Linked DNA regions of Mus musculus: regions 1 and 2 are each linked to region 3. A link is a loop called in an ENCODE intact Hi-C map of the cell type or tissue named here. Cell type or tissue: left cerebral cortex. All regions are shown on one strand.

The links. Peaks named below come from ENCODE experiments on the same cell type or tissue, not always from the same donor. Only the 100,000 strongest peaks of a DNase experiment are listed, where the experiment ranks them.
Region 1: a loop joins it to region 3, with 6 times the contacts of the local background. A loop is called at or near these places in 3 of 42 quality-filtered maps.
Region 2: it touches region 3 in a loop (1.9-fold over the local background); 2 of 42 quality-filtered maps call a loop at or near these places.

Annotation. Positions count from the first base shown.
Region 1 is chr15:82,262,034-82,270,033 of GRCm38, reverse strand. It overlaps Septin3 (septin 3), which reads right to left and starts at 1,232. Exons shown (of 12, transcript NM_001368785.1): 1 at 967-1,232. Gm52180 (a long non-coding RNA gene) reads left to right here. Exons shown (of 3, transcript XR_003951511.1): 3 at 4,318-4,495. In left cerebral cortex, CTCF peaks have their summits at 3,485 (motif pointing left) and 4,445 (motif pointing left); DNase peaks (open chromatin) are centred at 1,607 and 3,465.
Region 2 is chr15:83,137,889-83,145,888 of GRCm38, reverse strand. It overlaps Poldip3 (polymerase (DNA-directed), delta interacting protein 3), which reads left to right. Exons shown (of 9, transcript NM_178627.4): 2 at 7,367-7,757. Among named protein-coding and RNA genes, the nearest start is that of Poldip3, 7.5 kb to the left of the region's middle. In left cerebral cortex, a CTCF peak has its summit at 3,282; a DNase peak (open chromatin) is centred at 2,856; H3K27ac peaks cover 1,047 bases.
Region 3 is chr15:82,349,441-82,357,440 of GRCm38, reverse strand. It overlaps Ndufa6 (NADH:ubiquinone oxidoreductase subunit A6), which reads left to right and starts at 3,150. Exons shown (of 3, transcript NM_025987.3): 1 at 3,150-3,360; 2 at 6,347-6,462; 3 at 7,070-7,302. The coding sequence starts at 3,213. The coding sequence ends at 7,201. In left cerebral cortex, a CTCF peak has its summit at 3,006 (motif pointing left); DNase peaks (open chromatin) are centred at 3,079, 3,753, 4,100 and 5,723; H3K4me3 peaks cover 2,314 bases; H3K27ac peaks cover 1,664 bases.

The DNA.
Region 1 (8,000 bases), 87 kb after region 3:
GTGTCACTAGATCCTTGCCTCCTCAGTGAGCCCCGTGTCCTGTGAACACCTTGGTTCTACCCTCCCCACATACCCACACACACACACACACACACACACACACACAAACAGGCAGGCACACCTACCTGGATCAGAAGACAGAAAAGAAGCCGGTGGTTTTCAGTCAAGGAAGCTGACCTCTTGCAGACCCCACCCACTCCTCTGCACCCAGAGGCTAGCCATGTGGCCGGGCTCAGAGACCTCTCTTCTCTGGGTCCTCTCTTGAGCTTTCACTAAGCCTCCTGATCATAGTCCACTAGCTGAGGGCCCAGTTCTCCCCTGACCTGTCCCTCTCGCTGGACTGGGCTCCGGGCAGGGAGGCTCTGGCCTCTTGAGAGTGGGTGGCAGTGAATGGCTGCTCTGAGTCTCTGGAATCCTACAGAGCTATGGGCGTCAGCCAGCTGAGCTGCCCTATACGCGCAGAGCCACCTAGGGAGGGGATGGCACATAACCCATGTGTCCTTGTCTCCAAGACTGGACCCTTGAGAAGTGTCACCAGTAAGAGAGAACTGAGCTACTCCAACGGTGATGTCCCTGTTTGTCTCATGCCCTCCCACTTTCCCTCTGCAACCACCTAAGACTTTGCTGACCCCAGGGCCATCTGTGTCCATGCTCCTGCGGTTGTGCTTCATGTTGGGATTTCTGTGTATACAACTGTACCCTTCAAATCCATTCTCTGAGACCCATCCTGCTTCAGACAGATCCTCTGCTAAGTAAGACTCGGGGTATGAAGCTAGCCAGCCCCGGGCCAGACCTCAAAGAAATCCACAGACCTACCCCAGCTGTCTCTGGTGAGGCAGATCCTCAGCAGCCTGTGGCCACTGGGCTAAGAACCTTTTCCTGGGTTCCCCAGCACCAGGCTGCTCTGTCACATGATAGTATGAGAAGGACCGTGGTGGGAAGAGACGCCATTGGCTGGGTACTTACTCTGTGCCAGGGACTGAGCCAGGCTGGAGAAACTCAGAGTCTTCTGCCAAAGCCAGGCCCGTAAGCAGATGGGCACAGCATCTCAGCCACAGAGTGCAGGCCACAGACGTGCCCTAAACACTCACTCTGAGCCAGGAGCCAAGCCCAACGTTCTCTTGGCATGTCCTCGACCCATCATCTTGCCACTTCCTTTCTGCCATACCCCACAACACTGGGGGCTCTGGCCTGCTTTCCTGTGAGCTGCTCGCCTTGGCGAGTGAGCTTCTGGCCGGCCAATAGAACTTTCTGTGATAATGGAAATGTTCTATGTGTCCACTGTCCAATAAAATAGCCACCAGCCACAGGCGGCTCCCGAGCACTTACCACTATTCTATGATGACCAAGGACCTGGATTTTTTTTTTCAATTTTATTTCATTTGAATGTCCATCTACCATATTGGACAGCAAAGTCCTGAAAGACGCAGATCTTATCCTTCTCTGGGTCCCAGGGCCTAACAAGAATCACTCAGCATGTTTCTCACAGTGACTGAATGATGAACGTGTGGGCCCAGGATCCTCTTCTCTTCTCATCCCATTCTCATCCCTCTGAGCCTTAGGTTGCCATAGCTGGCTATGCCCTGGTTACCAGGCAACCTGCAAGCAATCACAGTGGAGGGGGAGGGGCGCTGTCTGAGTTCTTTCCCCTCCCTACATGTTTTGAGGCCCTGAGAAAAGAAAGAGGTGGCAAAATCAGCCTGGACACCCTGGGGAGCCGGCTCTGTAGGGCCTACACTGCCTTATTACCTCCTGGAGATCAAGCAGCTGGGTGGGGCTGAAGTCAGGGGCCCTGGGTTCTCCTTGCCTGACCACTCATTATAAGACTCCTGTCCAATAGGCCAGGAGGTGGTGGCACACACTTTTAATCCCAGCACTAGGAGGTAGAGGCCGGTATCAGTAAGTTCCAGAACAGCCAGGGCTTTACACAGAAATCCTGTCCCGGAAAAAAACAAGCAAACAAAAAAACCAAACCTAACAACAATAACAAAACCCTCCTAGTTCTCAGCTGTCTTCTCAGTTAGAGATTAGATGCCCTGAAGTGATTTCTTCCAGCCTGAAGATCTAGAATCCACCCCGCCTCCCTCCTTTCAGAGCAAGACCCGCGTCCCATCCATCTCTGTCTTTCGCCTGCTGGTCTGCCTCCTTTCCCTCCAGGGTTGACTGACCATCTCTGAGCAAACCTCTTGTCATTTTTTCTATCTGCAGCCGCTGTAGCCGAGACATTTGTACTCAGCGTCATGTATATAGGTATAGAATACAGTCCTATACATCGAGTACTTACTGAGAATAATTCAAAGGAATTGATCCATTTTGCCTGGGGATTGGTATAGTGACAGAGCTCCCGGCTGACGTGCATAAAACTCTGAGTTCAGTCCCCAGAGCCACAGAAACAACAAAACAGAATAACACCAAATAGATAACATTAATTTGAAAAAAAGAAATTTATTTTAAAATAATTCTTTGGTACACGTAAAAGTTTACCATTTGTTAAAGACAAAGGCAAATTTGCATATTAATGAGGTAGAGATGTTCGTTTGTTTTTATGAAACTAAATCTTAGCTGTTTCAGTGGGTTTTTTCCTAGAACTGATGGATATTTTGATTGTATCATTGGCAATGCTCAGACTGCCATTTTGCATAAATTAAAATAATAGCAAATGGCCTGTATTCAGAAATTGTTAGAAATGTGTTACCCTACTCCCAAGTCAGATCTCCCTTAGTCTTCTTCTGAAACTCCAGACAGCAGCTGAAGCAGATGTTTTTGTTTTAGATGGGGTCTTACATATACCAAGTTGGCCCTAAACTTCCAAAAATGACCTTGAACTGGTGTCCTCGGGCCTCCAGTGATGGTGGCTGCGATTACGGGCGGGCTCTGCCACACCTGGTTTATGCACAGCCATGGACTGAGCTAAGTTTCTACTTAGCCAATAAGGAGCAACTGGAGGAAAATGCTGACTTCGTTTTCCATCATGTTTCTACATTAGCAGCAAAGACATTGCAATTTACAATGTACCATAGCGTCTGTGAGCTTTTAGGTGGTATTCCTCGGCAGTGTATGGCATGCGTCGGTCAAAGTGTGCACATCGAACGTTCAATACTAACACACAAGAGTTGGCAGAAACAGCCCAGATTCATTTTGAGTTCGATGATTCAGGGTTGTTGTGCATTCAGAAACCTTTTGCTGCTGGGCGGTGGTGGCGCACGCCTTTAATCCCAGCGCTCGGGAGGCAGAGACAGCCGGATTTCTGAGTTCGAGGCCAGCCTGGTCTACAAAGTGAGTTCCAGGACAGCCAGGGCTATACACAGAAACACTATCAAGAAAGAAAAGAAAAGAAAAAGAAAGCTTTTGCTGTTGCCCAGTTTTCTCCACTCCCACATTTATTTTCTGGTGGCCACCCACAGTTTCCAAACGTGGGGCTTAGCAGAGTTGGTTGCCGCAGCCCCACCTCAATTACAAACTTGGGTCCAGCTGCCCTCTAGTGGCCAGAAATGGTACTGTGCACCTGTGCATTTTCCCACCAAACACTGAGACGCTTTCAAGGGTCCTCCAAAAACAGACACCTTCACTCCAATCTTTACGGTGGCCCCCCTGACAAAGAGTGCGTGCTATGATACCTCTCAAACTTGTGTGTTCTGCAGCCACGTGAATTGGAACATCTCTTTGTCTTTCTGGGCCCCACATTGTTCTATAATAGGGGTAGGCTTAGATAGCATGGGTGACAAACTTCCAAAACCCTAGAGGCCGTGACACTAAGAACTAGTTTCTCATTCATGGCTCCTGTCCACAACACCATGAACCAACTATGTCCCACGTCACCTTTGCTCTAGGGCCCTCCAGGTCATTATTGCCAGGGGTTGTGACAAACTGCAGATTAATGAATCCCCTTGCCAGCCACTAATGGCTTTGATTTAATTAGAACTCATTGGCCAGAACAAGCTGGATGAGCCGCCCATTACTAGAAGGCAGGAAGGTAAACTTCTATGGCACACTGAGAGCTGAGGAGCCAGGACTGTTTGGTAAGCAGTGGTATGGACACATTTCAGGCTGAGAGTGACCTCGGGGAGCCTCAAGTCTCGCCCAGCGCTGTTACTGTACACTGCCCTCACTCTATGGGAGCTATGAAAACCGATGACTCTGGAGGTAGGCAGCTTGGTGGTGGATGGTGTGCCTAACATGTAGAGGATGCTGAATTCAGCCATAAACATACAGATCTACAAACACACACACATGCACAAACACATATATGCACACACACAAGCATACACACACACGTTTGCACACACACAGTTGCAGCCTTAAAATTTCTATTTTCAGGCTGGAGAGATGGCTCAGCGGTTAAGATCACCGACTGCTCTTCCAGAGGTCAACTCCTGGCAACCACATGGTGGCTCACAACCATCTGTAATGAGATCTGATGCCCTCTTCTGGTGTGTCTGGAGAGAGCAATGGTGTACTCATATACATAAAATAAATCTTTTTTTTTTTTAATCTATTTGCTTGTCTATTTACCCCCATGGTTTCTTTCGATTGCCAAAAACCTGTGGGAAGCTACTCAAAGCCACAAAACCAGAGAGGGTCTTGCCAGAGTCACACAGAGTCCAAAGCATGGGCTAGGCTCTCAGATCTCCATACTTTAACTCCGGGTGGGCGAGAGGGAGAAGGTCTGCCTACCTAAGTCCCCCGGAAAGATTGTTAACCCAGATTGTGACCACCATGTGTACCTGCTCATGTACGTGCACATATGTGTATGTTGTGCATGCATGGATATCTGCCTGCATACAGAGGTCAGAAGTCAATGCTTGGTGTCTTCCTCACTCTCCCTCTTGTTTTCTGAGAGAATCTCTTAATAAACATGGAACGCATTGATTTAGCTAGGGTGCCTGCGCAATGAACTCCAGGGACCCTCCCGTCTCTGCCTCCGTCCTACCGAGGGTACAGGTACACTTGACTTTTATGTGGGTGTTGGGAAGCCAGCTCATGCTTATGCTGCAAGCATTTCACCTATGGAGTATTTTCCCAGCCATTGTTCTCTTGTTTCTTTGTTGTGGTTTTTGAGACAGGGTTTCTCTAAGTAGCCCTGGCTGTCCTGGAACTCAATTCCTCTGATTCAGAAAATCCACTTGCCTCTGCCTCCTGAGTGCTGGGATCAAAGGTGTGCGTCACCACACCCATGAGGTACTCCTGGTGGCCACTTTTCAAGGGCGCTGAAAGCCTCCACACTTCCCTCTAAGCTACTCTTTTGGCCTCTATTAGCCTTGGAGCTCGGGCAGGAGAACAGCGGGGGAGGAACAGAGAGAAGCCTGTCCTGCCCTCTCAGCTGGAATTCGAACACTGCAGCCGTTCCCACTCAGGACCCTGCACACGCTAATTCCCTGTCCTCTGGCTCTGGGCTGAGCACAGACACACCCACTCTGGCAAGCCCTGCCAGCCCCTGGGACTCCACAAAATCTCCTAAAGCAGCTGAAAAAAAAATCCCCTGCAATCTCGGTTTCCAGGGTTCCCTGCCAAAACCAGGCTACTGGCCGCCATGCTGAGACACTTCTCCATGGCACGTCAAAAAATCACACACAAACCAGGGCAGGAATAAGTTGCCGATGGGGTCAGAAGGAAGTGGTAACTACAAGCTCATCGGGTTTTCTCCTAGGTCTAAACTGCCTCGAAAAGCTGCCTTCCAGCCAGGTGAGTGGCACAGGCTAATCCTAACCCTTGGGAGGCAGAGGCAGCTAAATCTCTTGAGTTCAAGGCCAGCCTGGTCTACAGACGGAGTTCCAGAACAGTCAGAGATACACAGAGAAACCCTGTCTTGGAAAAAGAACAACACCCACAAAGGGGGGTTGAGGGGGTGGAGGGGCAGAAGAAAAGATGGAAGGAAGGAAAGAAGGGAGGGAAGGAGGAGGAAGGAAGGAAGGAAGGAAGGAAGGAAGGAAGGAAGGAAGGAAGGAAGGAAGGAAAAGCCACGCTCCAATCCCCCGCTACCAGTCACAACTGTATTCCATGCTCTGGCCTCGTGACACAACCCAGTTCTCAGTAGGTACCCTAGGGACATCACAGCTTTTCCTGGCATATTCCTCTTCCCTTACACGGAAAACTCTTATGCAACCTTCCAAACCCATCATCCTGGTCACTTCCTTGGGGAAGCCTTCCTTGACAGCCCCCTGTGGGGACTCGGGGCTTCTTCAGTCATGTTTTCAGTTCCCCTCACCTTTGACCGCTGCTATCTTTCCATTTACCCTGTTTTTGTTGTTGTTGTTGTTGTTTGTTTGTTTGTTTGTTTTAATTATTTATTATATACACTGTAGCTATCTCCAGACACTCCAGAAAAGGGAGTCAGATCTCATTACAGATGGTTGTGAGCCACCATGTGGTTGCTGGGATTTGAACTCAGGACCTTCGGAAGAGCAGTTGGTGCTCTTACCTGCTGAGCCATCTCTCCAGCCCTTGTTTTTGTTTTTGTTTTAGCTCTTTGCAGTCAGGGGCAACGTGGGTTCTTTACATGTTCTAGCTGGGATTTGTGTGGGGTCAGAGTAGGTTCTGCCTCTGTAGCTAAACAACACTTCATGGTTATATAATATTTTCTTCCCCCATGACTTCCTTAACATTTGCGACCACCAGTGAAGCTGAGCAGACATGATGCGCAAATAGACAGATGTCAAGCCAGGCGGTGGAGGTGCACACCTTTAATCCCTGAGTTCTGAGTTCAAGGCCAGCCTGCTCTACAAAGAGAGTCCCAGGACAGCCAGAGCTACACAGAGAAACGAGAGGGGGGGAGGGGGGAGGGGAGGGGAGGGGAGGGGAGGGGAGGGGAGGGGAGGGGAGGGGAGGGGAGGGGAGGGGAGAGGAGAGGAGAGGAGAGGAGAGGAGAGGAGAGGAGAGGAGAGGAGAGGAGAGGAGAGGAGAGGAGAGGATGGTGATGATGGTGATGATGATTGATGATGATGGTGGTGGTGGTGATGATGGTGGTGATGGTGGTGATGATGGTGGTGATGATGATTATGGTGGTGGTGGTGGTGGGGATGGTGATGATGAGGATGATGAAGATGATGGTGATGATGGTGATGATGATTGATGATGATGGTGGTAGTGGTACTTCCTTGTTGCTTCTGTTTTCCCTCTGGCTGGCAGGAAACCCGGGGACAGTAATAATAGTATTACCGCAGGAATAAGTATTTCAAGATTCTCCTGCCTCTGCGTCTCAAATGCTGGAATTACAGGAATAAGCCATTATAGCCAGTGTATAGCATAATAATTGTATACAAAGTGTTGTGCACACAAGGTGAGCATTCTAAGCAACAGAGCTACCCAGCCCAGGCCATGTACTGTTCCTTGAACAACCATAACTGACATTTTGCACCACAGTGAGCTGAGGACCGCTCGCGTCTCCTGACGCGATGGATGAGAGGATACACGAGAGGGATCTACTTGAAACTGGCGTGGGTTCTTTCTGGAAAGATCAGATATGGAAAATTCATTTATGAAACAAGGCCCACGGTGAGATCGGCAGGAGGTCCAGATCTGAGCTCAGAAGGCTCGATGAATCCCCAAACCCTCCTGGCTATGGAACACTTGGTGGTGGACACTGGGCAGAGGCAGCAGCTGTTCTGAGAGCCTGACTACCTCAGAGACTCTGATCGGATCCCAGTCAGACACATTGTCATGTTCAGAGCCAGGAATTTCACACTTCAGACCCAGAGTGCCTTGAATTCTATTTTTAAAGGCGTCAGAAATGAGGTCCTAGTGTGAAACCTCCTGACTTGTGAATGCTAGCAACCAACTGCATCTTTTTTTTCTTCAAAACACTGTTTTGAATAAACCAACCTTGCCTGCAGGCCACATTGGGGCTCATCTGATCAAGCCCAGTCTACTCCCAAAGGACCTGTCTGATAAGGCAGGGTGACTAGGGGTGAGTTTTAGTGTTCTTTCTGGAATCTGTCTTCCCCTCCAGACATTCTGAGAAAGCTACCCTGTTCTGAGACAACTCAAGTCCAGGGCACATTGTC
Region 2 (8,000 bases), 790 kb before region 3:
CACACGTTCTCCTGCCACATAGTGTTCTTGCAATGGTGTTCTTAGCATTTTGTTCAGAGAACTGCTTGTGCAGGAGAGGCCCTGCTTGTTAGCTGTGACGTTGCTATGACAGTACTTGAGCTCATGGTTTGAGGTAACTGAGTGGAGAAGTGAAAGGAGAGCATACAGCCTTACAAAGGAGGTGCCCTACTTCCTACTTGTAGGCCTCGCCCCTAATAGCCCGTTTAGCTGTGAACTCATCAGTGGAGCAGCCAGTCGGTGGGGTTAATCCTTCATGATTCAGTCACCTCTTAACAGCACCATCAGGCCAGGCATGGTGGCACCCGCCATTAGTCTCAGCACTTGGAGACAGAAGTAGTTGGATCTCTCTGAGTTCAAGACCTGCTTGGTCTACATAGAAAGTTCCAGGACAGCTAGAGCTACACAGACAACCCAGCCCCCACCCCCAATCCCTCAATGCCAACCTAAACTAGAACCATCTAGAAACCAACCCTTCGTTCTAGATCATACCCATAACTCCCCCCACCCCCCAAGACAGGGTTTCTCTGTGTAGCCCTGGCTGTCCTGGAACTCACTCTGTAGACCAGGCTGGCCTCAAGCTCAGAAATCTGCCTGCCTCTGCCTCCCGAGTGCTGGGATTAAAGGCGTGCACTACCACTGCCTGGCACCTTAAAAGTGTGCCATGTTAGAACTGAGGGTGGTAGGTAGAGCAGGCCTGTGACCTCAGCCCTGGGGAGGCTGAGGTAGGAGGCCTGTTGGCCACCAGGAGCTGCATAGACCCTGCCTCAGAAAACAAAGGATGTACCTTGTAGTAAGTGTTGAGAGAAAATGGGGGGGGGGTGTCGTGGAGCTTTCCTTACAGGGGGAGAAGTGGGGACTGCGTGGGGAACGGCTAGGTAAGGAGGCTCTGTAGTCAGACGGCCTTGGTTTAGCTCTGCCTCACCTTCCACGCGTACAGAACACCGCCTGTCTAGTTCTTGGGATCACTGCTGGTCTAGTTAGAGTGTGCTAGCGTTGATCAGCTATATTTTGAGGAGTCTTTGGAGCCGAAGTGGGTGGAGGAAAGTGAATTTAGGTTCAGACCATCTAACCCTGGCCCCAGTGTTACTCCTTGTTGATTTGGGCTGAAGGAAATGTGGCTGCAAACACAAAAAGCAAGGGGAAGAAAAGTCTTCAGTAAAGGAATGCGTCCTACTGTCTTGTCTGTATTACTAATTTGTATTAAACTGTTTTGTTTTCTCTGTATAAATATTATCTCAGTGCTGGTCAGCGGTTAAGAGACTGGCACCTACCTGCCAGTGGTGGCGCACACCTTTAATCCCAACACTCGGAAAACAGAGGCAGGGGGATTTCTGAATTCGAGGCCAGCCTGGTCTACAGAGTGAGTTCCAGGACAGCCAGGGCTACACAGAGAAACCCTGTCTAGGGGAAAAAAAAGAAAGAAAGAAGAGAGCACTGGCTGCGGCTCTCCAGTGGGCCTGGGTTGGCTTCCCAGTGCTCACATGGCAGTGTGCGACTGTCAGTCCAGTCCCTGGGATCTGATATCCTCTCTTGGCTTCCCTGGGCGCTTGGTACCCAGACATAACAGTCAGGCAAGCCCATAAAGTAAAAGATAAGTCTTCAAAAACAACAACCCCCGCCCCCAAGTGACCTCAGGGCCAGTAGGATAGATCAGCAGGTTAAAGAGTCTTTCACCAAGCCTGACAACCTGAGTTCTATCCTAAACTTGTGAAAGTTGTCCTCTGAGCTCTGTGTTTGTGTGGTGGTATGTACGTGGCCACACACATACATTATCTCACATGCTCCCTATGGTGTATTTAAATATAACTCAGGGCTACCCTGATGAGCCTCCTTTGTGTCCCACATCTGTCTTCCACAGAACCAGAAAGGCAAGGCATTCTTTTTTTTTTTTTTTTTTTTTTTTTTTTTTTTTTTGGTTTTTTGAGGCAGGGTTTCTCTGTACAGCCCTGGCTGTCCTGGAACTCACTTTGTAGACCAGGCTAGCCTCGAACTCAAAAATCCGCCTGCCTCTGCCTCCCAATGCTGGGATTAAAGGTGTGCGCCACCACTCCCGGCAGGCAGGGCATTCCTATTCCTTACACACCCTCAGTGTATGCCAGGCTCTACTTGGAGAACAGGAGTGGGAAGGGTCCATTAGACATCAGCCTTTCATTTGGTCTACAGTGTCCCTTCCCAGGAGCTTAAGGAGTAGCTGGGGGCGCTTGAAAGCTGTTGCAGAGTTGCACTGCTAATCTTGACCTAGGTGGTGCAGTAAGAGTCCTGCTCAGGGCAAGAGAGAGATGGCTCAGCCATTACCACTGTCTGCTCTCTCAGAGGTCCTGAGTTCAATTCCCAGCAACCACTTAACCCTCTATAATGAGATCAGAGGCCTCTTCTGGCCTGCAAACATACTTATAGGCAGAACACTGTATACATAAAAAAAGAAAAAAGGAGTCCTGCTCAAAGGTACCCTTCCTTACCTTCCCACAGACACAAAACCCAAAAAACAAAAACAGAATGTATTTAGGAAATTCAGTAGTTCCTAAAATGGGATGTGAGGCTGCAGGCTTAGAGATGGGATGAGACTAAGACCACCCCCTACCCCCCCACACACACCCCCATCCCCGACCCCGGCATAGGGAAGGACTTTGCTAGTCTTCAGCAGTTCTGGGGCAGGTAACATAATTGACTGTTTGAGGAGGCCTGCCCCTAGCTGGAGTGTTTATTTGAAGAATTCCGATGACTAATGCCTGTCCTGTCTTGTAACCCGTGCTGCTGCCTGCTGGGATGAATAGCTGTCTTTTCATGTAGAAAGAGGAGATGTGATTATAGAAAGCTGGAACACAGAAACTCCCAGAGCTGTGAAAGGATTTGAAAGAATGCCTGTAACCAGGGAATGAACGCATCAAATTGCAAAGTAGCTACTCCCAGCAGGAGCAGCGCCCACATCCCTGCCAGATCCTCTCCTCCACAAATGCACCCCTAGGTACAGTAGACCAGTAGCATGCATGAAGGTGGCCACTGGGGTTATGTGACATGGCCGTGCTGAGCTGTTTTCATTACTGTCCTGTATTTCTCAGTATGTCCCTGTCACCAAGCAAGGCATTACTATAGATTCAAATGTCAGTCCAGGTTGTCTTGGTGACTAGTGTGTGACCAGCTGAGCACTTTCCCAGTGTTCTTCATGTGCAGTCTCATCGTAATCAGCAGGAGAGTGTGCCCTGTCCCCGAGTAAGACGAGAACCCGAAGATGTTGCTCCCCCTAGGGACAGTAGCCATCTCACTTTGAAAGTGTTACTGATGCTATTTGTTGGTGTCTTAAATAGACAGAAGGACATTCAGATCGTTCTTCACCAGTAGTCCCTAGGATTAGGGTAATCTCCCTGAATATTACACTAACCCTATTTATAAGCTTGTGATGGAGGGTTGGGTGGCTTGTTTGGTTCTAAAGATTTGCCTACTCAGTGTAGTACCCCACACCTTTAGTCCCAGCACTAGGAGGCAGGGGCGGATTGATCTCTGTGAGTTCGAGGCCAGCCTGATCTACAGAGTGAGTTCCAGGACAGCCAGGGCTACACCAAGAGGCTATCTAAAAAATTTTACTTTGTTTTTGGTTATCAGAAGGGGAGATGAGAGCCTCTGGGACTGGGGTTCTAGATACTTGTGAGCTGCCACAAGTGGGTGCTAGGAACTTAACCCTTGGTGCTCTCCGGAGAGCAGCAGATGCTCTTGGCCAGTCTCTCTAGCCCCTCCCTCTTTCTTGGCAGAAATGTTTCATTGCTTAAGTGATTAATGAAGCAGATAACATAACTTTTTAAATTTTGTTTATTTTATGTATATGAGTACATTGTAGCTGTACTGGTGGTTGCAAGCCCTGGGCTACAGTTGGCTTTTCCACACACTGCTTGTCTAGAATACCCTTTGACCACTGCTTTTCCCAGTCTGCGGGATCAGATCTAAGCTTCCACTTGTTTGTGACGACCCCACAGGCTGTGCCTGTGTCTTCCTTTCCAGTAGGACTGTGTTGCTTGTTTGATGGCTGCAGGCCATTCTTCAGCTTGAAGCACCTGGAGGCTTATCCTTTCCTGCTTTGGGTAATCTGTGACTTAGGAGAGGTCACTGTCCCTCAGCTTATTAGTACGACTTGAATAGCAACTCTGTCTGAGTCCATAGCCAGTTTTTATTTTTATCTTTAATGGACATCACCAACAGATGTAAGAGACTATGAGAAAGCCTGTAAGGGCTCCTTCAGTGTGGTGTTAGGTTCTCTTAAGTAACCCCACTATTGCCTGTGGCTTCCAAGCTATGGGCCCCTAAGTCAGGGGTAGCCCAATTGAACGAGGTATATGTTGTCTGCTTCATAGCTGTTTTATTCTCCCTAATCATGGGTGCTGTCCTCCTCCGTACCTCAGGCCTCATTCCTTTTGACTGGCTTCTCCAGTGGCTCCATTTCCTTGAATCCTTTTTTCCCACTACTGTGCTGGGGATTCAGCCAGGGTACATTGCACGCTAGACAAGCCTCTACCACTGAACTGTGTTCTCAGCCTCATCTCCTTGAGTCTTTGGGTAAGAAAATAAAGCCACACCAGACAAGTACCACCTTCCAATTTAAAGTTACTCTGCTTGATTCTGTAAGGAACTCCAATTCTTCTGTCAGCCCATCCAGTTCTTGTATGAACTAAGGAAGTGGACCTCTTCCCCCTACCACCAGGTGGTTTGTGGGGTTTTGTGAGATTCCCCCATCAAATTTATAATCCTCCCACCTTGCCCCCACACCCCTTGTTGGGTACTGGGATTACTGGGGTGCGGTCTTTAGCAGAGGAGAAGGTGGGCAGTTCTCTCCAGCGACTTGAGGAGGAGTCAGGTAAGAGGAGGGTCCTTGTGACTGGTGACTTGCCCAGTGTGAGGCGCTTCCTGGGAGGCTCAGGCAGTGGATTGGAAACAGTAGGGCAACCTTGTTTGTGCAGCATAGCTCTTCTGGGTTTGGTGTGCAAGTTAAAAATGCAGCCCAGGTGTCCCCAGAGCTTGGAGCTGGGGGGGAACTGACAGCTCCGTATCCAAGATGAACCACAAGAGTTTCTGAGGCTTAACCAGCTCCCAGTGCTACTTGTGAAGTTCTAGGTCTGGAAAGGAGATGAATCTCTTTCTCCTCTTCCAGCTCAGGGTTGGGAGAGAAAACAAGGAAGTTAGCGGGTGTAACAGGCACACAGGACAGTTGTCTTGGGGAATCAAGGAGGGTTTCTGAGAAAGGAGATGACATTGAGAAAGTACCTTAAACGTGGTTGTCCTGACTGCAATGGAAAGAGGCCTGGCCTGCTGGTTGAGTAGGCAGGTAAGCCAGGCAAGAGAAACTGCAGACTCCTGTGTGTTACTCAGCAGGGCTGGGGGTGGCCTCTCCAGCCACTGGAGGCCACAGGAATGGGGCATGATCAGTGGAGTTTCACTCAGTCATCCCTCCCTCCCCCCCCCTCCTCCTCCTCTTCCTTCTCTCTCTCTCTCTCTCTCTCTCTCTCTCTCTCTCTCTCTCTCTCTCTCTCTCTCTCTGTGGTTTTGTTTTTTGTTGTTGTTGTTTGTTTGTTTTTTGGACATGGAGTTTCTCTGTGTAGCTCTGGCTTTCATTGTATAGACCAGGCTGGCTTCAAATTGCTTGCCTCTGCCTCCCAAGTGCAGGGATTAAAGACATTCACCACCCCCACCCAGCTCATTTCTAATTTTTTTTTTTTTTTTTTTTTTTTTTTTTTTTTTTTGGTTTTTCAAGACAGGGTTTCTCTGTGTAGCCCTGGCTGTCCTAGAACTCACTTTGTAGACCAGGCTGGCCTCGAACTCAGAAATCCACCTGCCTCTGCCTCCCGAGTGCTGGGATTAAAGGCGTGCGCCACCACGCCCGGCTCATTTTTGGTTTTATTTTTTTACTTATGTGTATGCATGTGTGTATATGCCTCTGCATGTGGTGCCTGAAGAGACTAGAAAGTGACATCATAGCTTATGTGGCTGGAGTTGCAGGGAGTTGGTTGTGGGCCACCTTGTGTGGGTGCTGGGAACCAAACTTGGGGCAGGAAAAATAGCAATGGTGTCTCTTTACAGCAAAGACTTCTCTCAAGTCTTCCTTTTTAATTTTAGGAGATTCTGAAATTGTACATTTGGCCGGGCAGTGGTGGCGCATGCCTTTGATCCTAGCACTTGGGAGGTAGAGGCAGGTGGATTTCTGAGTTCGAGGCCAGCCTGGTCTACAGAGTGAGTTCCAGAACAGCCAGGGCTACACAAAGAAACCCTGTCTCGAAAAACCAAAAATAAGGGAAAAAAAAAAAGTGAAATTATACATTTTTTGGTTACTGAACAGCTTTTTTAAAAAAAAAAGATTAACTTGTTTTATGTATATGAGTATTTTGTATGAATGTATGTAGTGTATGTATGTATGTGTAACATATGTGTGTCAGAATAGGGCATTGGATCTCCTGAAATTGAAGTTACAGATGGTTTTAGACCACTGTATTAGTCACGTTTTCATTTGCTGTGAAGAGACACCATGACTAAGGCAATTCTTATAAAGGACAACATTTAATTGGGGCTGACTTACAGGTTCAGAGATTCAGCCCATTATCATTAAGGCGGGCATGGAACTGAAGGAGCTGAGAGTTCTACATCTTGATCAGAATGCAGCTAGAAGTCTGTCTTATAGGCAGTTAGGAGGAGTGTCTCAAACCCCACCTCCAAAGGGATACATTTCCTCCAACAGGCCCCACCGTCTAATAGTGCCAGTCCTGGGAGCTGGACTTCTGTTCACTGCTTATGTTCAGTCTCAACCACTGAGCTGAATTCTGCTTTTGATATCTATCTACCTATCTATCTATCTATCTATCTATCAAGCTGTGTCTTGCAGTCTCACTCAGACCAGCTTTGACTCAGTCTTCTTGCCTCAATCTCCCAAATGCTCTGATTGCAATCCATCCTGCTGCGGATCCATCCTTTATCTTTATTCTGTTAGACATTTGAGTGCTGAGACCTACAGGTCGGCTTCCTTAGTCCTGCTAAGAGGTACCTGCCTGCATAGAGGCACCATTTGTTTTAAGGGGCAGCTTTACCAGGTCTGCCTGCCTTCCACACAGAAAGCAGGTATATAAAATGTTGACTAAAAGAATGCCAAGAGAGCAAACAGTTTGAACTGGTAATGGGTTCTCCATGGTTTTGTTTATGATGCCAAGCTAAAAGCCTGGGGCGAGAAAGAAATATTTATGTTTCTGTGTATTTGGGTGCCAGCAGGGTTGTGGAAATTCCGGGACAAGCTTTTTGGTCAGTGTCTCCAACTCTCCTCCATGGGCTGCTCTTAAGCCCCTGATCCATTTCCTGTTTGATTATGTGTTTGCAGGCTCAGTGTCAGGCCAGGAATTGGAGGTGTCCGGTCTCGAGTTGGAATCCAGCATAGTCTTGTTAACCAGCCAGCTCGCACAGCCACCTTCCAGCAGAGATTTGACGCCCGACAGAAGATTGGGCTCTCAGATGCTCGGCTCAAGCTGGGTGTCAAAGATGCCCGGGAAAAGCTTTTGCAGAAAGACGCCCGGTTTCGGATCAAAGGGAAAGTACAGGATGCCAGGGAGATGCTGAACTCACGAAAGCAGCAGGGCACTGTGCCCCAGAAGCCCCGCCAGGTGGCTGATGCCCGGGAGAAGATCAGCTTGAAGAGGAGATCCCCTGCTGCGTTCACAAGCCCGCCCATTGGGACTGTAACCCCAGCTCTGAAGCTCACCAAAACTATCCAGGTAGGTTGTGGCTCCCCTCCAGCGTCTCCAGAAACCTGGGGAGAAGGCTAGAAGTATGCAGGGAAATTTGGGGAATGGCAAAATGCAGTTTGTTCCAGATGTTGGTCCAGCACATTCCGACTTCAGAAAGGCATTTCGGACAGTCTGTGGAGCACGGGGTGTTGTCTTTCAAAGAAGAGGTCCAAAAGAATGAACTGACTTTGCAAAGTGAGACCAAAGTAGAGAAAAATGTAGTGTTACTAC
Region 3 (8,000 bases):
TCTGGCTGTAGATGTCTCATCTTCTGGGTTTCTTCCCACCCCTCATGTTCTTCTTCCCTGATTGGCCTAAAAGTGAGTGTTGTATGAGGTCATTCTGGCCCCTCCTGTCATCTATCTTACGATCTGTCTGTCTGTCTGATTGACATATATACAGAGAGAGAGACAGAGACAGAGACATAGACAGAGACAGACAGAGAGAGAGAGACTCTCAATATGTAGCCTAGGCTAGCCTAAACTCAATATATATACAAACTCCCAAACTCTAGGTCCTTCTCTGTTCCCTTACCCGCCTAAAATTCACATTCATAGTGACATAGTGGTTGTGAAATGCTTCCTTCTCTGACTGAGGTGGGGCAGCACACCTCCCTTGGTTTCCCAATGAGGGCTTCTCCTATTAGAGAAGCCATTAACAGTGTCTAGAAAATTGGTCTTATGGCTGAGACAGATCAATAACAACATGACTGATTGCATGATTCTGCTGTTCCTATCTGCTGCTTCAAGTCCTGGTGAGCATTTTAAAGCAGAGCCACCACATCTTACTGAGAGTGCTGCTAGCAGTGTATTCAACTCTAAGTTCTGTGAGTCACTCAGGACTCCGTGTCAATGAGTACGGTATCAAGCTCATCCTGCAAGGAAGCTAGGAGAGGGGAAAGGAAGTAAGATCAGTTCTGGAGAGGAGGAAGGGGATAACCAAGAAGGATACACAGAAGGGGAGAGCCAAGAAGGAAGGGATACACAGAGGGCAGGACTGGGCCTTAAGGATCCTTCTCACTGGGTTGGGTATGGGTTAACAAGAACACCTCTAAACCTACTTACCAAGCACGCCCATCTGGATGACAGTCAGGGATCCAGAGACTTCTTTGTGTCAGTGTCCACGTAGCCTACAGACAGCCTGGGAAGAGTGTCAATACCAGCCTTGCCTGGGAGTTGGGTGCGCAGGCCCTCCTTTTGCAGGGAGGGTGTGGCATCGTGATGTAGAGAGCTTTCAGATAGACAACCCCTCCATATCTGAGAAGGGTGTCATGCCAATTGCCTCAAGGTGGTTCTAAGTGTGCCCGGCGAGGGGTAACACCCTCACTGGTACTCCTTTGGTTCAGTTCAACGCCATTCAAGGATAAGGGGGCAGTAACGAGGTGATGAGGGAGCGCCATGTGAAGTCCTGAAGACATGGAAGTCACAGTGACATGGGAGGGCTTAACACCGAGCAGCCTATCCTCTGAATCATAAGTAAGAAGGGAGCCTAGCAGCGTCCAAGTGCCATCCACTCACCCAGCCAGTGTTTGTTGAGCTTCCATGTGGGGTACAGCAGCATGCTGGGACACAGAAAGGACACAGAGCCTGCCTCTGAGGGTACTCAGTGATATCAAGTGAGTGGGCATAGCGCATGACAGCAATTCCTACCTCCTCCAAACCTCATAAAGGTCGCTGAATCACGACTATGTACCTGTAGATGGCCAAAACTAGAGAATGTCTTGGTTTATATGCACATGAAATACTAGTCACGACAGAAAAGACTACATTTTAGACCTTAAAACAAGTCTGAAAAACTAAATTTTTTAAATAATTTATCTGTATGTGCGTGTGTGTGTGTGTGTGTGTGTGTGTGTGTTCATGTGTGTATGTGTATAGGGACCACATTATGCAGGTGCTTAATAGAGGCTAGAAAAAAGGTTACTGGGCCCCTTAGAGCTAGTTATGGTAGTTGTGAATCATCCAACATGGGTCTATAAAGAAAGTCCCAGGTTAGCCAGGTTTCAAAAAGGAGGGGAGAGAATAAAAGAAAAAAACAAAAATCAATAATGTGGTGGTTTGGGCCCCATAAGTTCATGTGTTTGAATGCTAGGTCCCTAGTTAGTGGAACTGTTTTGGGAAGGACTAGGAGGTGTGGCCTTGTTGGAGTATGTGGCCCTTGTTGAAGATGTGTCACTAGAAGTGACTAGAGGCCGGCCCAGTCTTTCTCTATTGTAAGACCTCAGCTGCTGCTTCAAGGCCACTCATGCCTGCCTGCTGCCATGCTCTCCTCCATGAGAGTTTAAATGCTGTGTGCTGAGCATATCTGTGTGCATTGTACTTTGACTGGAAGTACTGTTTGTTCAAATCACCACAAAAATATCCATAAAAGCATGGTGCACTTACTATATTAGAATGTCGTTAGGCAGCAATTCTTCAGCTTTTATTTATATAGCAGCGAATATATATAGATATATACCATAGAGTATAGATATAGATTAGATACAGAGGTAGATATAGCTTCCATGGTTTGGGATGTAAAATCCCTAGTCTAAAATGGAAATGATTAGGCTAGGTGAAGTAGCACTAAGGAGACTGAAGCAGGGGAAATGTGGAGTGCAAGGTCAAATGTAACTGCGGGGCTGGAGAGATGCCTCAGTGAGTGCTTAAGCACTCTAACTGCTCTGCCAAAGGACCTGGGCTCAATTCCCAGCTCCACAAAGCAAATCATAACCGTCGGTCCCAGAGGAATCCATAGCCTTCTTTTGGCCTCCATGGACTCCAAAAAGCACACGTGGCGCACACCTATACAAACATCCAAAACACCCACACACATTTATTTACAAAAAGGCAACCGCAAGTGCTGTGGGCACAAACCTGCAGAGGCAGAGAAATCACTGCAAGCTCTGAGGCCAGCCTGGCTGGTCTACGTAAGTGAGTTCCAGGCCAGGCGCAGTGAGACGACAACTCAAAACAATGGCATGAAGTAAGTAAACAAACGGGGCTGAGAAACGCCAAAAAGCTCAAGCCAGAGGCGCTTTTGCGATCGACACCATGTCTACAAGAAAACGGTTTTCCGGAAGCACATACACAATATGCTCAGCAGTACGCACTGTTGCTGCGGAAAGACTGCCATTGCCGCCTGGCACCGTTATCTATGCCCGAGGTCTTCTCCTCCGAGCCTGCCAACCACGGCGCCTGGCTGAAGGAACAAACTTTTGGTAAGAGCAGACAGAGCGCCTCACCGCTGCCTGAAGCCTCGACGCTGCGCCTCCTGGTGGTTCCTCAGCGCCGCCGTTGAACGAGCCAACCCCGGATCGGTGTTTCCGCGGTAGAGCATGCGCATTGCAGAGCCCGAGGCTTCCAGCCAATCAGAGAGCCCTAGTCCAGTCAGTCCTTCCCTCTGCACTGCAGGAGGCACGGCAGCGAGTCCCGTGGCACCGCGCGTGCGCACGCTGAAGGGGCGGGGCTTCCTCGGCAAGATGGCGGCCGCGGCCACCGGCCTGCGCCAAGCTGCTGCTGCGGCAGCCAGTACCTCGGTGAAGCCCATTTTCAGTCGCGACCTGAACGAGGCCAAGCGGAGGGTGCGCGAGCTCTACCGCGCTTGGTATCGGGAGGTGCCGAACACCGGTGAGAGGCAGGGGTGCATTCGGGGCGCCGGAGGCACCTGCCCAAGGTCTCTCGGCCGAGCTGAGGTCACGTAGTGGGACAGAAACGAGCCCTGGGCTTCGGGGGAAGGGGGTCACCCGAGCCAGAGTGCCCCACACCGGGACAGGGCTTCCGAGCGCCCCAGTTGCTTTGGTGGCCTTTGTTCCTTATTTCTTATGGAGCCCCTGGGAGGGGCGTCCGCGGTCCTGAGCTAGCCCCGGGTGCTTCTTGAACCCAGCTTTACAGTTCCAGAGAAGGTTCTAGATGCCCATTCGATTTTGTAACTAAAGTGGCGAAGGGCTTTAGCAGTTATCTGTTACTTAGTCTGGAGAACAAACTGCATCACGAGAGGGAAACGACTTGACGAAGGTCACCCAGTAGCTGCCTGCTGCCCTTTGAAGCCTCCAGACGAAATGGCCCCTCAGAGCTCCCCAGCTTTGCTCACTAGATCAGCTTGCCCCAGAATTTTGAAGTCTAACCCCCTTCTGCTGCAAAACACGCCTTTTCCCGTAGGTGGGAGAATCTAGTCTGTTCACCTGAGTGGCGAGTGTGAATCTGCAATCTTGGTTGTCTCCCTCAATGCTGCCACTGTAGTGGATTTTAAAAGGGGGTTAGCGAGAGTTCAAATGTCCTACATATGTCAGGGACATCTTTTGTTGTTGAGTAGACATGTATTTAACTTGAGCTGATCTGAGGGGAAAGGCGTTTTCCAATGAGTAACAACAGCTCCACAGCACGCCTCAGCACTGCTTGAGAGGCAGCCACACTGTCCTCAGTTTCGACCTTTATTAGCTGTGTGACCTTGGGTAAGATTTTTCACCGGTATTTGCTCATCTGTGAAATGGCCATAATACTGTCTTCTTCCGGGAGTTACTGTATTAAATAGGTTACTTAAGTAACTGATATAAAACTCGGGGGAGGCACTGATGGGAGAAGATTCCTCTTAGTTATTAGAACACAGACTGGAGAAAAAACAAAACAAAAAAACCATGCCCACCTCAGGCTGGAGTTTACCTGACAGTAGTTATAATACTGCACCCTTCAGTCTCTGGGCCTGATGCTTCACAAATACTAAGATTCTGAGTGACGGGTTCTGTCTCAACTTAAACTTGTCTCAGTTTGTCATTGTACAGTTCTTTCCTGAAATCCCTGTGTGCGCACTGACCTTGGTGACAGCTCTCTCAGAACCTAGCCTAGTGTTCACCATTTCTGCAATCACTGAATTGGAGTATAACAAAAGATTCAAACCTGATTTAGACACAGCATGATTTTGTCTGTGTTTTTGTGACTTTTTGTTGTTTTGTTTTTCTGAGACAGCGTCTCACATTGTAGCCTTGGCTGGCCTGGAACTTGCTACGTAAACCAGGCAGGCCTTGAACTCAAAGAGCCATCTGCCTCTGTGCTACCACACCGGGCTTGGTTTTGTTTTTGGGTGTTGTGTTTTGGTTTGGTTTGTTGTTTTTTGTTTTTTTGAGACAGGGTTTTTCTGTATAGCCCTGGCTGTCCTGGAACTCACTTTGTAGACCAGGCTAGCCTCGAACTCAGAAATCCGCCTGCCTCTGCCTCCCGAGTGCTGAGATTAAAGGCGTGCGCCACCATGCCCAGCACTGTTTTTGTTTTTGTTAAGGTTTTGCCTCAATTCTGGGATTAAAGGCATCTGCCACCATGGTTGGCTGATTGCAGTTTTATAGATCAGAGTGGACATGTCACAAGAATGGCCAGTGCACAAGGTATCTTCACTAAATGAATATACTGACCTCTGTAGCCAGAATGTTTAACACCTAGTGATCCTTTTGTATCCTTGGTGTCCTCAGCAAATCTGCCGAAGGCTGAGTGTCAGGGGATGGGTGACTAAAGCCTGCTTTTCTCTTTTGAAACAAGATCTTGCTGTGGATTCATAGCACCATACACAGCCACGGCAAACCTCCAGCCTGTAGGCTGGGTTTACAGTCCTGTTACCACTAAGTCCAGTTTACAACCTAATCTCCAAAGGACACCCATGTAGCACATTAAGTTCAGTCACCTGAGTTTGTGCCACTGTTTAGCCACTGACTTAATAGATTGGTGAATACTGTGACTTTTTAAATGTATTTTATTACTTTTTAAAGTTGTGTGTGTGTGTGTGTGTGTGTGTGTGTGTGTGTGTGTGTGTGTGTGTGTGTGTGTATGGGAGGGTGCAGGTAAATCCCAAGTGTCCGCAGAGGTCAGAGGCATGGGTGGGTCCCTGGAGCTGGAGTTACAGGGTTTTTGAGTTGCCTGACATGGTTGCTGGGGATTGGAAAGGCGATGCTGAGCCACCTCTCAGCCTCCTCCCTTTTTAAGGGAAGAGAAGTTTATTGTGTTCGGTTTCAGTCCCTTATCTGGGGGTGGTGGTGCAGGGTGGTGTGACTCATGGCTCCACAGTGGCAGCCTTGTATCTTGTTTGCAGTCATAGGTGACTGTCCCACTCTCAGTTAAGGCTTAGAGTCATGTCCTTCCCCAGGTTGTCTGATGGTTTGATTACAGCCTTCCCTCCCTGTGCAAACTCTTGGCAGTACCCCTTAGCTCCCAAATTCATATAGTACTTAACACCTACACATTATTTTACAGAGATTTCAACTCTGGTGCCTTTATTCTTGCTGGTTATTCCATATAAAAATAATATGGTAGTATATTTTATATCCCATATAAAAACAATATTCCTCAGTGATGGAGCCCTTGCCTAACATGTGCAAGGCCCTAGATTCTGCCTCAGCCTGCTCCGCCCATACACAAAAAGCAAGGTAGGTACACAGCCTCTCCAGAAGCCCACTCAAGAGCACTGAGATCCAGGTTGGGCAGTTTAGTAAGGCATGTATCCAGGCTAGGGTTGGGCTATGCGGAATAAAGTAACTGAGCCACTTGTACATGTCCAGTGGTCACCCACTGACATAAGCTTCTAAAACCATGCTTAAAAGGTCTGATTTCTACAGTCCAGTTTTCTCTTTAGTGCACTTAATGCAGCTGGATATCACGGTGAAACAAGGACGGGATAAAGTCCGAGAAATGTTCATGAAGAATGCCCATGTCACAGACCCCAGAGTGGTTGATCTGCTGGTCATTAAGGTAACTGGCCCTCTCTGGCAGACTTAAAAGAGCCGCTGGCTTGTCCTGAGCCCCTGAGTCTTCAAGTGAATACCACCTCCATTAAAGCCAGCTCTAGACTCAGCAGCTGCCGTGTCTCCAAGTTCAACTTGGAGGTCCCCTTTTTTCTTTTTAAAGCCAAGGTCTCAGTATGTAGTTCTGGCTGTCCTGGGACTTGTTCTGTAGACCAGGCTAGCCCTGAGATCCACCTGCCTCTGCCTGCCAAGTGCCAAGATTAAAAGTGTGTACCACCATACCCCACTTGGATGTCTCCACTTTTGAGATAGAGTCCTGGGCTGGAACCACACATCCTCTTGCCTCGGCCCTGAAGGGGAGGTCTGGGGGAGGGAGGAGGGACATGCTGCAGCTATAACAGTGTCAAGTGTAGGAATTGCTAGCTCCTATGGGATGCCACCCTGGAACACACGCTGTCTCACCTGTCTGCAACCACAGGAAGGCAGTGTGGCTCTGGGTATGGTTAATGTACGGTCATTAGCGAGTCCATGCCAAACACAACACAGAACTGAACTTGTGTGCTGTGTTCCTCATTTAATGGCTGGAACTGACTACTTTTCCTTCATGTACACAGGGAAAGATGGAGCTCCAGGAAACCATCAAAGTATGGAAGCAGCGGACACACGTTATGCGGTTTTTCCATGAAACAGAAACACCAAGGCCAAAGGATTTCTTATCTAAGTTCTATATGGGCCATGACCCATGAGGTCACCTGATGGGAAGGTGCATGTTAATATTTAACTAGAGTATAAATAAACTCATTATTTGATGGTTGGTTGTGATAAAATTGCACTGGTGAACCCCTTTCCTGTGGTCTCTCTTACTTCTTGCCTGAGTGTGGAACCTTCTTGTACACACATACCATGTTGATGCCCCTGTCCTGGAGATCTATGTTGTTTGCTGCCAGCTGACTCAGACCTTGCATGGGGTAGCAGGAAGGGATGGGAGGCTCTATCCGATTCTCCCACAGTGGATGTGAAATGGTAACTTTGTTACTGTCTCTGTACTTATGTATATAGCTTCCAAGACTTGGCAGCAAGGCTCTTCCATCAGAGGGAACAGAGCAGCACTGTGGGGACAGCACTAGAACTGACTGCCCGGAGGCTAGCCCTTCTGCTTAGGAGCACTGGTCTGCAAATGAGCTTAGCTGCCTCCTCACTGCAGAGCACACTAGTCAGTGCAAACACAACACACTGGTCCTACTACTAATGCACTTTCTTGTTCAAACAGGATCTCATGTAGCCAAGGATAGCCTGCCTGCTCCCTGTGTAGCCAGGGATGACCTTGAACTACCGATGTTCTTGTTTCGACCTTCTTCCCTGGACAGTCCTGAATGCTGAAGAAAGGCACTCACAGTATTGGGGTTTAATTACTGAATGACCCCACAGCACCAGGGATCCTCCCCGCCCCCCCCCCCAGGGGCCCAAGTGTTATCAAATATTCTGCTAAGCAGTTAACAAAGCTTTGCATGTTCAGCACATGGCAACCCTTCCAGGCCTAAGTGG